Regions from separate parts of the Homo sapiens genome. Here region 1 is linked to region 2. The links are chromatin loops, found by intact Hi-C in ENCODE. Cell type or tissue: mammary epithelial cell. All regions are shown on one strand. Each heading gives the region's core, and the rest is flanking DNA. Links, peaks and the distances in the headings are about the cores only.

The links. Hi-C counts contacts between places; a loop is a spot of excess contacts. Peaks named below come from ENCODE experiments on the same cell type or tissue, not always from the same donor. Only the 100,000 strongest peaks of a DNase experiment are listed, where the experiment ranks them.
Region 1: a loop joins it to region 2, with 6 times the contacts of the local background. A loop is called at or near these places in 1 of 110 quality-filtered maps.

The regions. Positions count from the first base shown.
Region 1 is chr13:90,443,879-90,446,803 of GRCh38, forward strand. No RefSeq gene overlaps it. Among named protein-coding and RNA genes, the nearest start is that of LINC01049, 48 kb to the right of the region's middle. RefSeq lists an enhancer at 1,032-2,231. In mammary epithelial cell, for the core only: no CTCF peak of the experiment used is centred there; a DNase peak (open chromatin) is centred at 1,443; H3K27ac peaks cover 1,011 bases.
Region 2 is chr13:90,321,257-90,324,181 of GRCh38, forward strand. No RefSeq gene overlaps it. Among named protein-coding and RNA genes, the nearest start is that of MIR622, 92 kb to the left of the region's middle. In mammary epithelial cell, for the core only: no CTCF peak of the experiment used is centred there; no DNase peak of the experiment used is centred there.

The DNA.
Region 1 (2,925 bases), core at 217-2,716, 120 kb after region 2:
CAAAGTGCCAGGATTACAGGCGTGAGGCACCATGCCTGGCAGACAATGTCTATTCTTATACCAAGAGTAGCACATTACAGAAGCCTTCAAGCTACCACTATCCAATAGACTGCTGTGAGGGATATTGGAGAAGCCTTCCTCTGGGGCCTGAACATGTGATTTGTGTGATGTGTAACAGTTTATATGTTAGAACCCTGAACAGTATTTGTGTGTTGTGTCACAGTTTATATGTTGGAATCCAGAAGAGGATCTTCTTCCTTGTGTTTAATGACATAAATTAAAAAAAATGAAAAAGTTTGTTTAGAAAAGGCAGAGTAATGTTTCCAACGTTAGAATGAGAATAACTCAAATTTAAGAAATAAATCAAAATAAAATGAAAAAAGAGAACAGAATTGAGTAAACTAATACATTTTTTAAAAAGTGTGAAAATTAAAGGAACTTTTTTAAAAAGACAAAAAGATTTTAACAATAAAGGATAATCAGAACTTCTGAAATTCAATGATAATGATATGTCATCATATAAACTAATAACCATAATAACAAAAACAGCACATTTGAATCTACATGAATAATATGTTTTTTCTTTTCTAACTTTTCTACATCAAATAGCAGATATTAATGGATCAATAATCTCAAAACTGGAAGAAATGTTATATTACCAGGGTTCTCCAGTGAAAAGGAACAAACAAGATGTTTTTATTTACAGAAAGATGTTTATTTTAAGAAATTGGCTCACGTGATTTTAAAGTCTGGCAAGTCCAAAACCTACAGGGTGGACCAGCAGACAGGGGACCAAGTAAGAGTAAGCGAAGGATGCTGTAGTTAAAATGCAGAGGATGTCTAGGAAGCCAGCCTTTTGTTCTCTTCATGTCTTCAGCTGATTGGATGAGGCCTAGCCACATTGTGGAAGGCAATCTGCTTTATTCAGAGTCCACTTATTTAAACATTAGTTGCGTCCAAAACTACCCTCACAGGAATATGGAGACTACTGTTTGGCCACATATCCCAACACTGTGACCCAGTGAAGTCAACACATAAAAACAACCATCACAAATGCATTGCACTGCATCTCATATTCATATGTTATTTGATTATTGTTCCTATATGAAAGTAACTAGATGTTAAGTGAAGATCAAAATTAGCCTGGCTTATAGTAATTTATGAAATTGCATTAGATTTGTGAAATCAATAAACACCATAGATTCAACAAAATACACACACACACACATATATATATACACACACACACATATATATAGTGCCCATTGTCTAGTCAAACAATAGATTAGATGTTGCTGCTTAGGTCTCTTTAAAATAAGATTAATACTTAAATGAGTAACTTTGAGTAAAGCAGATTACCCTCCATAATGTGGGAGGCCACACCCAGTTGAAGGCCTTAAGGGAAAAGACGGAGGTTCCATGAAAAGGAAAGAGTTCTGCCTCCAAGCTGACTTCTGACTCAGGAATGCAACATTAATTCTTGGAATTCCCAGCCTGCTGGCCTGCCCTGCAGATTTCATACTTGGCAGCCCCACAAGCATTTGAGCCAACTTCTTTAAATCTCTCTCTATCTCTCCCTCTCTTTTGATATATCATAGGCACCCGGAACATGTGTTTACAAGGATAATGAAATGGAGGCAGAGGAAAAGAGAAACATTACCAAGAAATATGAGACTACCACTTAAAGAATAATGATCAGCGTATTCTTCTATTGACATCCTGTGACATTTTGTCAGAGAATAGTTGAATCCATTAAGAATTGTTCAGCTACAAGTGACACAAAAGTAAAAGATTGTGGCTGAAAACATTTTAGTACATTTTAAACATCTAACAAGAAGTCGGCAGTTGAGTATTTAAAGGCTAGAGTGTCAAGAAAGCTCCCAAAACCCTAAGCTATTTTTGACATTCTTCCCTGCCATCCTTAGCATATTGGCTTTCTGAACTCATCATGCTTGGAGCTCTATGGCCACAAAATGATCTCCCTACCTCCAGAAACATTGTCTAAAATTTAGGCAAAAAGATATAAAGGTCAGTAACATTATTTGTCCCTGTGTGTGTGTATATGTATACATAAATATATACATAAACACGTGTGTATGTATATGTATATATATATATACATGTACACACACAGGAAAATGTCATGTGTGTATGTCTGTATGTACATATAAAGCATCTCCCAGGTTTCTTCTTCAATTTCTTTAAACAAAGAATCCAATGAAGTCTTAGCTCTATTAATGGCAGAATAATTTATATAGGACTAACCTTCCTACAGATGTAAAATATTATACACCAAACCAATAAAGCCCAACTATTTGAAGGCACTAGATTTTTACCAAAAGTAGTTTCTTCCTTCAGATGATTTAGTCCTAGAAGAACTGTGGTGCTGGAATCATGGGGCAGCTGGAGGTGAACAGAAAGGAACAAATTCGGCATAAAAAAAAAAAAAAAGATACGGAATCCAAGCTCATCGATGCCCCTGTGAGTTGAGAGCCAAATTCTTACATTGGAGAAATATTCCAAATTCTTCTAATAAATATCCTTCAATTTTTTTATGTCCACTAAATTACACAAATGCAGGTGAGATTACAAGAAGCTCAGAAGAAAACAATACCTGATAAACTCAAGAAGCTCAGCGTGTGTCTCAGCTGCTGCTGACAAAAGGAACAATGGAACTTGGAGTTTCATTCAGAGGGGCCAAATTAAAGAAAATAAATTAAAAACCTATTGAAGGCCAGATGCGGTGGCTCACACCTGTAATCCCAGAACTTTGGGAGGGCAATGCGGGCAGATCACCTGAGGTCAGGAGTTTGAGACCATCCTGTATAACAGGACAAAAACCCATCTCTACCATAAATACAAAAATTAGCCAGTGTGGTGGCGGGCACCTGTAATCCCAGCTACTTGGGAGGCTGAGGCAGGAGA
Region 2 (2,925 bases), core at 136-2,635:
CATTCTGCAAGTGTCTGTGGTGCTCATTATCATATAACACACACAATGCGAGTTAAAGAGATGTCTTGAAGAAAGTAATACCAGAATTAGAATGTCAGCTACACTAGGTAAGTCTCTTGGCTCATAAACAACAGAACATCGATTCAAGATACCTTAAGAAAAATGTCGAATGAATTGGATGGAATAATCAAACCACAGCAAGAACAAGAATGGACTGGCCTTAGGAATTTTTATAATCAGTCATTTGAATAGCATCTACACTTAATCTCTCACTTCTGTTGTTTTCAACATACAAACCTTACAATTTTAGTTAATCATTTTCTTTGACTGTTGTTGGTATGTTCCTGTACAAAGCAACAGAGCTCCAGAAAAAAAAAAAAGAACTTTTATTTGCAGGGCTGATTTGCCTGAAAGTTCAAAGCTTTTAGGCAAGAACTCTGATTGGCAAGTCTTGGGTAATAAGTCCAGCAGAGCCACTCACTGTGTCCAGAGTGGTGAACCTGTGTCTACACGTCAGTCTGTCACTGCAGCCGGGGAAGCAAAGTCATGAAAGGGCAAGCAGCTTCTATTCAGACAACATGACAATAGTGGAGGGAGAAAGACACAGAGGGACGGTTTTCCTAAGGAAGCTGGTGGCCGCACAGATAAACGGCTATAACAGGCAAAAACGTTTAACCAGAGAGCCAAAATAGGTAACATTTATACTAGGAATTTTGTATAATTTACTATATGTATTATTTTTCCCCAAATGCCAGAAAGTTCAGGGTAAAATTTGAAAATTACACTTGGCTTTCCTATAGGTTTTATATTTATGCTTCCTATTCAAAATGTTACCTGGTTGGTAATGCATAATAGCTAGAGTCTCCCTAGTCTGTACACTTTCCAATCTGTCTCTCAGACTTTTTTTAACCTGATTTTGTAAGCATTTAAGTTATTTTTTTAATAAGCCGTTTTGGCTGATTTTTAGAATTAGTAAATCTATGTTGAGATTCTCCAAGAAGCAGATACCAAGACACTATAAGATTGACAAGGGACCTGTGAAGGAAAATGCCTATGAAAGAAAGAGGGGAGGAAACAGGAATTGGAAGAAAGAGCCTTCAGACTGCAAGGCAAGACTGGCCTGTTACAGCACAGGGCAAGCAAGGAGGATTGCTTAGATGGTCTCATCACAGTTTTAAGAAAGTCCCTGTCCAGGCAGTGGGGACTACATAGCCAGTGTTGGCCTGTTAGCATAGATGAGCTCTAGGAACAGGACAGCACTAGCACCTCAAACACACCCAGGCACTGAGTGGGAATAATCTGGGGAAGTGGGATATCAGCAGAAATGGGGTCCTTGATCTCCAGGGACAGCAGCTGGAGCTGTCAGTCAACCACACTCCATCCCCCATGAGATCTGAGTAGCACATTTTTATAGCTGTCTCCAGGAGGGACAAGAATTATAAACAAGTAATATATGGACTCCAAATTTAATAATAATATCACTAAATGTCATCAAGCAAAGGGCAAAGGTAAATGTCAATGCATCCTTGCCTCAGAGGACCAGCTAGGAATCCTGCAGAGGGATGAGCAGAGGCAGAGGATGGTGCTTTCATAGGAACAGAGCTGAGACCTCAGTGGGGTTGGGCTCCAGCCTGGCCAACAGGTGGCAAAAGATTTAAGTCTGTGTTCCAGCTATTAAAGTGGGTTTCTAGCACCTGGGAACCTCAGAGAAAGCAAAAGTAAACAGTGACCCTCCCTGCTCTGGTTTGGAGAAGTCTCCTCTCACCCTGGAGGTAGCACTAGATAGCCAGTCACAGAGTCCCTGAGCTATTCACCTGGACACCCTCTTTTTGTTTCTCATGTGTGATCTTTTGCAAGGCTTAAACCATGGAATTGCAACAAATAGAAGAACGTATAATACTCTCACAACAGCCAATGTCAATCCAGAGCTTGATAGAAAGTGAGCCTCTGAGAGCTTCTGAATGGGCTCTGAGGATGGAGCATAGATGATATAATGAAGTACTGTTGGGCTCATGTTCATAGCTGATAATGCCCTCCCAGGGAACAGACCATCCATTTTCAACATCCCATTATCAAGCAGCAGGTTAGGTGATTTTTAAATGTGAGCTTCTTAATAGCCAGATTATGATATGCCTACAGGTTTGAGGAGTGGGAGGCAGGAGGCAGGAATGAATGATTAGACTAGTGCCAGCGAGAAGGACAAAGCTCCAATTCTTCTGTTCAGCGCTGGAGTCTACACAACAAAGAATGATAGCAGCAGGCAGTGTGCGCCTTGCAGGCATGTGTTGACATCCTAATAAAAAATAAAATTCTGATTTTCATTCTAGTTCTGCAAATCATCTTTTTATGGCCCTGTGTTTTTCAAAAAGGAGGGAAAATGCAGGAGAGGAGTGGGGGTGGGGGTGGTTTGTTTCTTTTGATACCTGAAGACAGAATGATACAACAGAGCCATTTCAGAAGGAGCAAATAAATATACAGTAGAGACAGCAGGTGGTATCACATCTGTCAAATTAACTTTGTCCAAATAAATATTTTCTCTACAATCCCCAGCTGTGTGGAAAAGTAGAAACCTACGAGAGTCTCCCCATGATGACATTTAAAAGAAAGATGTTATTGGTGGTGCCTTGAGATAAAGCAATAAGTTTATGGTTGAGTGTTAGGGAATTTTCCTTTGTTTTTTTTCTCCTTCATTTCTGCTACAGCATATGTTTTGATCTTTTTTTACTCTTTATTATTAAAATTCAATGATGGTAGTTACAGTATAATCAGGATCAATGATGGATAATTACCTCCCTTCTCTGCCTTCCTTGTTGTTATTTCTTAGAAGAGAACAGGGGCAGAGATGTCTTTAGAAAATCAAGTGATAAGATAAATTGCTAAACTAGGAGGAACATTAAAGCTTATATACACAAGCACCCTGTGTAA